Regions from separate parts of the Homo sapiens genome. Here region 2 is linked to region 1. Evidence: read pairs that join two places in POLR2A ChIA-PET (ENCODE). Cell type or tissue: IMR-90. All regions are shown on one strand. Each heading gives the region's core, and the rest is flanking DNA. Links, peaks and the distances in the headings are about the cores only. Region 1 overlaps ARL15 (ARF like GTPase 15). Region 2 overlaps ARL15 (ARF like GTPase 15).

Region 1 (5,390 bases), core at 291-5,290:
AAGGGTCACATCTAGCATGGGGCTTAACACTGGTGAGCAGGAACAATATGGCCTTTAGGTGTTCAAGGAAATGCGAACAGTGTTGGTATAGATTTTGTAAAAATGTTCTAAATCCAAAATGTGTTAACTCCTGCTAAAGGAACGACTTTGCCCAAGTACCATTTTGGAATAAATCATGGGCGTAAAGGGGTCTTTCCAAGTTCCCAGTCCTCAATGACAGAAAATCAAAGCAGCCTCTTGAAACCCAGTTAAAACTCACTGCTACCTTCCTAGGTCAAACAGTAACAACAAAAAAACCCAGCAGGTTATATGCTTACAGGTTACTGCCTCTGTCTGGGCATGTGAATCGTGGCAGACATGCAGCCGCTTTAACTGTTAGGTGGAATAAAACACAAGAGACTGCTGCTGAATAAGAATTTTCCTCTTGGAGATTAAACATTCAACATTTCAAATATAAGTCATTTGTTTGATCAACAGGCAGGATGAGACAAGGCTGTTCTAGAGGAGGCAAAGCCCTTTGAATACAGAGAGGATGAAAAGAACAGTAGGTAATTGACAAGAGTTTGATTTTGCACTTTGGAAGCACCTTTGTGTGCTAGACACATGCTTCATTGTTGTAGCAGCAAAATAGCAGAATAAAAGGTGCTAGCTTTACAAGGTTCTATTTACAAAGATGCTTAAGAAAAGGCAAAAACTTCACTATGGTTAGATTTTTAGTTTTATTAATGGTCGCAGAAGCTAAACAGCACCCAAAAACAATTCTAAATTAGGAGGGCTAAAAAACAGAAATTAGGACCAAGAACAAATTTTTTAAAATCTAGAGACTGAAATTGCAATTTTAATATAATAAAATCCCTCACCCCCTCTAATTCTCTACGGTCATAAAAATAATCCAATTTAACAAGTGTTACAGGAATTAAAGTACTACAAAGACAGAGACTAAGTATGTCATATTTACAGCTATATCAATCCCTGGTACATAGTAGGTGTTCAACAAAAAGTGTTGCATTAATGAATAAAGTCCTAAAAGTATTAAAACCGAAAGTTCCAATTGTGAAATAAAACTGTACAATGCTAAGTTGAATCTCGACTAGCTGTCATCTCAAAAACCCTGTCAAAGCTGCTTAATAAAAGTGTTGGGTTGATACACTGCATGTCTAGAAAGTTGTAAAACAACTGGAGAAGGTCCAGAGACAAACCTGACTTGCTCCAGATTACAGAGAATGACAGCTAGACTTACTGTTTGCATTCTTGTCTCTGCCTTTTGGTGAGCCGTTTCCATTCTAACAAAATCTTCTCATTTTTAATATTTATATGTCTAATGATTTAATATCATACCACATCACTCTGGCCTTCAAGGTGCCCTGGACACACATTTTTCTGATTTACCTTTACACAGATTATACGCAAACTGGCCAGAAATCATTCATTTCAACATGAACCTCTCAGGTAAGAATTGTGGTCTTACTTCTCTCTCCAGAAACAGCTTTCTTCACAGACTCTGTTTAAAACCAGCTCCCGGCCGGGCGCGGTGGCTCACGCCTGTAATCCCAGCACTTTGGGAGGCCGAGGCGGGCGGATCACGAGGTCAGGAGATCGAGACCATCCCGGCTAAAACGGTGAAACCCCGTCTCTACTAAAAATACAAAAAATTAGCCGGGCGTAGTGGCGGGCGCCTGTAGTCCCAGCTACTTGGGAGGCTGAGGCAGGAGAATGGCGTGAACCCGGGAGGCGGAGCTTGCAGTGAGCCGAGATCCCGCCACTGCACTCCAGCCTGGGCGACAGAGCGAGACTCCGTCTCAAAAAAAAAAAAAAACCAGCTCCCTCCACCACCATCTTCTGTAAGCTTGTCCAGACATGGGGTACATCATTAGGCCAGGTCTTCCAGTCATTCCCTTGCTTGCAAAGCAATCATTTATAGGCGTTTGGTGCTTTGTCTGACATCTGTTTGATGCTGGAACTCTAGCCTTTGTCTCAATGAATCACTTGTCGGTGAAAGTCCATTGTAGGCTGGATTTCACACTTTCAGGAGGGGTTTGCCTGTGATGGAAGTGATCTTAGGCTTTTTGAAATAACCAGCTCCCTCCGCCTCCCTATATTCCATGAAGAAACAGGAAAATGAGAGAGTCTGGGGAACCTGGTGCTTATTCAAGCCTCATTTTGATTTGTTCCCTTGGGCCTGAGCCAGGTTAGCATCTCTGGGGACTACATTGCCAACTCACCTCCATGGTTGAAATGTTGCTGCTAGAAGAAAACTAGGCTGAAACATTTATGTAGGATTCTTTGAGATCATCAGATAAAAGGAAGAGATTTTTGAAAAAGAAGGAAGGAAAAAGGGAATTCACCATTATCTAGTAGTTAGCAGAAGATCGTTTTTTAAAAGTGTGGTGGAATGGCTGTACCCACGTTGGTCTATGTCTAGCTGGAGCAGTGGGGATAAGGAGTTGGACTGGATTATAAACCTGGCTGAGCCTAGCAAGGCATTACATCTAGAAACCACTTTCTTTATTCTCCCAACAGGGTACAAGTGACTTACAAGGCATATATGGTAAGTGAAGTTTCTTTGAAAGCCACCAGGCCCACACTATTCCCTTGTAGAAAGTGATTATTCATCTAGAATGCCCTGTGGAAATTCCTGTGTGCAGTCAGGACTTGAGAAGTACAGCAAGAAAGGGAAGGGGCAGGCTAAGCCTAAGAACCCTGTAGTTGGCCTTTCTAAACCAGGAGCCAGTGAATACAATATGCTTTGCAGAGCAGAGATGGCATGTGAGATGAGATTATAGAGAAAAATCTGATAGAGAAATCATGGGCTTTGAATTTCTCTTTGTTTCATAAGGAAAGGAAGATGCTAGACAGGGCGTATTGGAGAGATTCTTCTTTGTGACTTTTAACTTCTTTGCTTGGTTTCACAGTAAGTCACATTATGGAGAAGTTGTTACAAACAGATGAAACCCCAGGAAGGGAAGTCAGAATTTCCAGATCTGATGAGACAGTGGGTGGAAGAAAAGTTTGTCATTTAAAGCTTTAATTCAAAGAGAATAGGAAAGGGGAGGAGAAACTGACATCCCATCTGAGGCTTCTAAGGGATCCTTTTCATGTTCCTAAATTAGTACAAGGGGGTGTGGGGTAGGGTGCCAAACCTTGGGCTCATCAGTCACTTCATGCATCTGAGTTGAAAAACATTTAACCCTGAGATGCACATAATTTAAACATGCTGATTCACTGGTGACCAAATGCTGTGAGCCCTTGGGAGCCAGGAATTCCCAACATGATGTGGTAATGCATTTTACAGCATGAACTTCAGATCTCCAGGACCCAGGCTGGGGAACAAGACAGGGACTCTACATTCTAAAGTTTCTGCATAACAAACACAGACCCTCCCTTCCAAATGCATTGAAAATGAGGGATCCCAAAGGGCAACTCCCACTTCCAGCCCCACCACCCTACATACCTTTTCATTTCTGTTTGCGCCATTAGGTCAGGAGGTTAATGAAAATGCACTCTAAAGTTATAAAGAGGATGAAGCCAGGCACGAATATTAGATTTCCATTCAAGTCTGAATATGCAATATGGACATGAAGAAAACCCCATTTGCTTCAAAATCTTACAGTTCTGTTCACATTTACTTGGATAGGACTGAGATGCTTAGGAAGTTGATAACTGCTAATTGCCTACACTAGAAATAAACCTAGGAATGAAGGTTAGATTCCCAGCTTAGAAGTGAAACGTTGCAAGCTCTCTGTGTAGTCAAATACTAAGTGATGATAACGTTGCATTTGGGACCAAGCAAAAGCTGGGATTTAAATTTTTCATCTTCAATTACGTATTTTTTTTCTTTTTCTCTCTTCTTCTATCTATCTACCACTTGATTTTTCTTTCTTACTCTTTTTTTAGACCTGCATCCTTAAGGATGGATCTGTAAATGCACAGTATTTCCTCGAGTCACTTAAAAATATTACTTAACAGCATCAATCACCATTGAATGAAATAACTCATTGCACCAAACTTTGCCACTCAAGTTAATTTCACAGCACATATTATAAAATAATCCTTTGATTGAAGGATGATGCTTTATAATAATATCTTGAGTCTGTTCACACACTCCGAAGGAACAGCTTCAATAAGAGTAAATTGCTGCTGAAGACAAACCAACTGGAAAAGATACTTGCTTTTTTTTTTTTTTTTTTTCTTTTAAGGTTTTCACAATGGCTTCAAAGGAAATGCGAATTAATCATTTGTTTTGACCCAAGAGCAGCAGAACTTATTTTGGAGACAAACAGGCGACACAAACGTAAACAGAAATCTGGGACTCCCAAATGCTAAAGTTGAAAGGAGTTAGTCTGAAAACACCAGTTCTACTCAGCGTTTATTTTTCATTTGAAGATAGTGGAAATCGTAGAAATCATGGACAATACAAGTTGGTCTTGCCTGGTAAATGTCCACATGAATCTGTTAGCCTCTAAGTACAGGTACAGTATTTTTTTAATAGAAAGACAGGGCAATATGGCAGTTAATTAGCAACCAATACTGTCAACTACAGTGGATACAAAGTTTTATCATATAAATTAATTGCCATTACAAAAAGGCAACTGCTTTAGCTAAGAAGGTACAAAAACTGGAAACGTCCATAAATATTACAAGAAGCTAGGTGAAGAAATACATAACAGACTGTTTTTCCTATATAATATTTGAATATGCAAACCAAGACACCTGTGGCACTTTACATGAAAGTAGGAAAAGGGACTTACACTCCCACCCCCAGCCATCCCACCCACCCCACCACCCACCCACCCATCCCCACCCGTTCAGGCCCCACCCCGCCCCCACGTGGATTTCCAAAACATGGCAAATTCTAGGGTTACAAGGACAGGATGCCGCGCGGAAGCAGCAAGACAGCGAGCTCCGACCTGCTAGACAAAGAGGGAGCCTTATTGACAGTTGTAAAGCATTAGGCGTCAGACAGAAACTTGTCAAAAACAGCTGTTGTTGGGTACTGATTGATAATGTTTTCATTCTGACGGCTGAGACGCTGCAGACAGTCGTGGGTTTGAGGAGAGGCCCATCACTGGCGCACACATGAACACACACACGCAGACCACGGGAAGTCATTTAACAGATGGCTTAGGAGCACTCAGCCACGGTGTCTTAAAAAGACAACATTCTACATTTAATGAACTTGCAGGGAAAGCAAGGCCTAATAATCATTTATTTTTCATAGAAGATGAGCACAACAGGACAAAATAAAAACAGGAATTGTGTAACTGGTCATCGGAATAAAAGTTTTGTGCTGCTCAGGGATTACACAGTGTTAAAAATATTCAAGAATGCTGCAGACAAAATTGTATACGAATCACTATGTATCCTTCCTGATTCATGACATTAAAAAAAAA
Region 2 (5,390 bases), core at 143-5,142, 280 kb after region 1:
GTGTACTTGAAAAGAATGTCTTCTGTTGTTGGGTGGAGTATTTTATAAAATGTTAATCAGGTCAAGTTAGCTGTTAGTGTTGTTGAAGTCTGCTACGTACTGGCTGATTTTCTTCCCACATGATCTATAAAGTATTGAGAGAAACTGACGTCGCTGATTGTAATTGTGGGTTTGTACATTTCTTTTTGCAGTTCTGTCATTTTTTTGTTTCATATATTTTTAAGTTCTGTTAGGTACATAAATGTGTAGAATTATTACAGTCTCCTGAATAAATGATCCCTTCATCATTATGAACTTCTTTATCCCCAGCCTTATTCATTGCTCTGAAATCTACATTGTCTAATATTAACATAGCTACCCCAACTTTCTTTTGACTAGTGTTAGCATGATGTATCTTTTTCCACCTTTGTATATTTAATCTATTTGTGTCTTTATACTTAAAGTTTGATTCTTAAAGTCAGTATTTGGTTGGGTCTTGGTTTTTAAAAAAATCTATTATATCAACCTCTGTCTCTTAATTAAGGAGTCTAGATCATTTATATTTAATATTATTATTGATGTTTAGGTTTGACTGTATCACCTTTCTACTTGTTTCCTATTTGTTTCATCTATTCTTGTTCCCCTTTTCTTCTTTTTCTGCCTTCTTTTGGATTATTTTTGATAATTCTATTTTCATCTCATTTGTTGCTTTATGGGCTCTCATCCTTTGTTTTGTTATTTTATTGGTTACTTTAGGGTTTACAGTAAATCTTTAATCAGTCTACCTTCAAGTGTTATTATACGACTTCACATATAGTACAAGAATCTTCCAATAGTGTACTTCCCTTTTTCCCCATGACCTTTGTGCTATTGTTCTCAGGCATTTTACTTTTACATATGTTGTTAACCCCATAATATGTGCTTATTATTGTTGTTTAAAGACATACCTCTTAAAGATATTTAAATAATAAGAAGTAAATATTATATAATTATCCACATAATTTGCATTTCTGGCAGTCTCCATTTTATATAGATCCAGATTTCCATCTGGTATCATTTTTTTTCTGACTCAAGGACTTCTTTTAACATTTCTTATAATGCTTATCTGCTAGCAATAAATTCCTTCAGATTTTGTATGTCTGAAAAAGTCTAGTCTTTATTTTTACTTTCTTTTTAAAAGAGACTTTTGCTGGATATTAGTTGACAGTTTTTTCCCTTTCAGATGCTGCTCCAATGTCTTCTTACTTGCATTTTTCCAGTGAAAAAATGTGATGCCATCCTTATTTTTATTCTTACTCATGTAACATCTTTTATCTGCTTTTAAGGTATTTTCTTTGTACTACTTTGTTCTCAAGAGAAAAAAAAAACCAAAAGGATGTGTGTTTATATGCATATTTATATGTATGTATAGGTGCATGTATGGATATAAATATATACCTTTGTTTATATATATATATATAAATAGAGACAGAGAAATACTTTAAGAAATTGGCTCACACAATTACAGTTGCTATAAACCCAAAATCTACAGTTTGGGCTGGCAGGCTGGAGACCCAGGAAAGAATCAATACGCAGTTCAAGTCCAAAGGCCATTTACTGAAGAATTCCCTCTTGTTCCAGGGAGGCAAGTCTTTTATTCTATTCAGGCCTTCAACTGGCTGGATGAGGCCAAACCACATTATGGAGGACAATCTGTCAAAATCCGCAGATTTAAGTATTAAGTTCATCCCAAACTACCCTTATAGAAATATCCAGACTAATGTCTGACTACATATTTGGGCACTGGGACCCAGCCAGTTACACACAAAATTAAACATCATATTCTTTATCACCGGTTTTGAACAATTTTATTATGATGTGCCTTGGTATAGTTATATTCACGTTTCTTTCTCTCTCTCTCTTTTTTTCCCCCACAAGAGATGGGGTCTCTCTCTCTGTCACCCAGGTTGGAGTAAAGCAGTGTGATCACAGCTCATTGCAGCCTCAAACTCCTGGGATCAAGCAATCCTCCTACTTCTGCCTCACAAGTAGCTGGGACTACAGGCAAGCACCAACACATGCAGCTAATTTATTTATTTATTTATTTGTAGAGATGGGGGTCTTACTATGTTGCCCAAGCTGGTGTCAAATTCCTGGCCTCAAGTGATACTTCCGCCTCAGCTTCTCAAAGTATTGGGATTACAAGTGTGAGCCACTGTGCCCAGCCTTGCTCATGTTCCTTTTGTTTGGGGTTCAGTGAGCTTCTTGGATCTGTAGGTGTAGAGTTTTCTTCATGTTCAACAATGTTTCAGCCATTATTTCTTCAAATATTTTTCTGTCCCTTTCCACTCACCTTCATGGACTCAAATTACCCTAGCTTAGGTTTAAAGTTGTCCCATAGCTCGCTGGATGCTCTTTGCATTTTTTTCTCTCTCAGATTGTCTCTATGAACAGATACAATACAGTGATAATAACAGTTTTAATGTCCCCCTTTGCTACTTCTAATATTTACATCAGTTCTGGGTCAGTTCCAATTCGATGATTATTCTCATTATGAATCATGATTTCTGGCCTCTTCCCATCCCTGATAATCTTTGACTGACTGGCAGACATTGTGAATTTTACCTTGTTGAGTGATGAATATTTTTTCTTTAAATCCTATACAGCTTTGTGCTGAGATGCATTACATTACCAGACAACCATCTGAGGTTTTGGGACTTGCTAATATTATCTGTCATGTGAGTCCAGAGTGGTACTCCACTTACGGCTGACCTTGCCAAGTACTCTACCCAGTTCCTTGTGAGTTATAAGTTTTTCAGTCCATCTGGTGATTACAGGCATAGTTTTCAACCCTGTATGAACACCAACCACTGTTCCCTCTAGTCCTTTAAGATGGTTCTTGCCCTGGCCTTGGGAAGTTTCCTCACATGCATGCATTGAATATTTTGCTGGATACTCAAGGGAGACTCTGAAAATCTTTAGTGTTCTCTCTCTGTACAACTCTTTTCTCTGGTATTCTATTCTATGAACATTAGCCATCTTGGTCTCCCCTTGCTCTCGGCTTCATCTCCTCAATGCAGGGAGTTCACTGAGCTCCACCTCAGCTCCCTCTGGAACTGTGCCACAGCCTGGAAACTCTCAAGGCATTAAGCTGGGACAATCACAGAGCACATCTCATTTGTTTCTCATTTCTCAGGGATAACTGCGTTTCCTGGCTTGAAAATTGTTGCTTTGTATATTTCATGAGCTGGTTGCTGTTGTTGTTCTTCTTCTTTTAGATGGGAGAGTAAACTAGTTCCAGTTATTCCATCTTACCAGAACAAGAAGTCCTCACTCATCCTTGTGCTCACTGCCCTCTCTTGAGCATATTCAGTCTTGCCTTTTCCCCTGATGACCACCCTAAACCTCTGACTACTAGCATGCTCAAGAGACCTTTTCTTATAGAAACAAATTCTCTTAGCACTATTTTCTCTTTTTCTGTCCACCTTCTTGAAAGAACTGTCTATATTCCAAAGAGTTAAGGAGTGAAAACGATGGTCTACCCCTCAATTCCTTTGCTTGCTCTTCATCCCCTCAATTCTCAGGTTGGTTTCCACCTCAATACTCTACTGAAACTGTTTCTACCATTAGTTATTAATTACCACGTTGTCACCACATCCAATGGCCTTTCTCAGACTTTAGACTTACGTTTACCTTATTTGACTGGTTCTTTTGATTTCTTGCCCATATTTGACTTAAAGGATATTATATAGAACTGTCTGACCTATATTCCTTATCAAAAGCAGATGCTGTAATGTAAGCTCCAAAGAGCAGGGTTGTTTGTATATTTTGTTAACTGATATATCCTCAGTCCTTAAATCAGTGGCAGTCACATAACAGACATTCAATGAATGTGGAATGAATTAACAAAATATAATTGGTGCTTAGCACCTTTCTTCCCGCTTTCTACCCATTACCCCTGGACAAGCTCATCCAAATCTATGACTGAGTTGTCTCTCAAATCTCTCTAGTCTGCTTGGCTTTTAGCATTTGGATCACTGTTGGATGTCTTGTCAAACCTCAAAATCAGCATGCCCCAAACTAAACTCATTATTTTTATCTTAAAACTCTGTCACATTCTCCCTACTTTTTTTTTTTTTAACAATTCACCAAAACATAAAGCTATAAACTTGACTCATATTTGATTGTTTTATCTTCCTTTCCTCTTGAATACCCAGCATAACTGTCACTTTTACAGTAGCAGTAACATCCCCACAAGTATTGTCCCTGCTGGATCACCTCTACATCTAACAGGTCTCCCCCAACAGCTTCTCTAAGTCTCTAGCCTTAGATCCCAACATCCCCTAAATCTCTGCATGCTGTGCCTTAACCCAGTAAGACCACTAATCTTTCTCTGAATATACCTATGCTTTCTATCCCTAACTCTCCTCACCCCATTCCTCTCTGCTTAGACCTTACCCATCATATGAGACCCTACTCAAATGTAACCTTAACTATGAGCTTTCTTTGACCCTCCAGATTAGAAATGATCACTCTCCTCTTTTAACTTTCATATTTACACCATTAATATAACACATATCACATTCTGTCTTAGCACAGAGCCTGGAGTATATTAAATAAGCAATATATGTGAACTGTTTTTATCAATACACAACTTATCTTCCTAACCTGGGTGTAAACTTCTTGATGGCAGCTTCCTCCAAAGAGGCCTCCAAAAAGACATTATGCCAGGTTCAGAACAATGACAACTCAAAGAAGCTTGATATCCAAAAAATTAGCCAACCTAACAACTAATTCATCAGAAAATAGACTAGTGCACAATTCTGGTAAAACGTATTATTAAAAAATTTCATAAAAACAAACACAAAACATAACTTACAAGTAAGAAAATTATATACAGATAATCTTTTACACTATAATTCAAAACTGCTCCTCTAGCAATAGTGCTAGAAGATAACTCTGATAAGTGAAGAAAAGCATACTTTGTGTTACTCTTACACATATTTTAGAAGCTATTTTGATTGAAAAGACTTAAGCTAATAAAGTTTATATAACTTCATTGCACATTACTCAAAAGATATTCACAGTTTTATAAACAACCAATAAAGTACCTACTTCCACCAGAAATCCTAAACCTTGGATACCACTAAACTTCACTTGAACACCTGAACTGGCATCCTATCTCTAGCTATGTAACAATAGCCATGTCACCATACCTTTGATCTTCAGGTAATTTAGAAACAGAATATGGAAAAAGATTCCTACCTGTCATATAAGGGCTGTTATAAGGCTAACAGAAGACTATATAGATTCAATTTACTTTCATTTGCTTATTAACAGACATCTGTATCCATGCCTAAACCTTGTGACAGACTCTGGGTATACAATACCACATATGATGCTCTAGCTGCCCTTAAGAGATTCTAACCCAA

Evidence for each region. ChIA-PET counts read pairs that join two places held together with the same protein. Peaks named below come from ENCODE experiments on the same cell type or tissue, not always from the same donor. Only the 100,000 strongest peaks of a DNase experiment are listed, where the experiment ranks them.
Region 2: POLR2A ChIA-PET joins it to region 1 with 5 read pairs; 2 of 35 experiments call an interaction of 5 or more read pairs at or near these places.

The regions. Positions count from the first base shown.
Region 1 is chr5:53,879,592-53,884,981 of GRCh38, forward strand. ARL15 (ARF like GTPase 15) reads right to left here. Exons shown (of 5, transcript NM_019087.3): 5 at 4,351-5,390. Among named protein-coding and RNA genes, the nearest start is that of LINC02105, 63 kb to the left of the region's middle. RefSeq lists an enhancer at 2,611-3,810. In IMR-90, for the core only: no CTCF peak of the experiment used is centred there; a DNase peak (open chromatin) is centred at 3,240.
Region 2 is chr5:54,164,316-54,169,705 of GRCh38, forward strand. All of the region lies in intron 2 of ARL15 (ARF like GTPase 15), which reads right to left. Among named protein-coding and RNA genes, the nearest start is that of ARL15, 140 kb to the right of the region's middle. In IMR-90, for the core only: no CTCF peak of the experiment used is centred there; no DNase peak of the experiment used is centred there.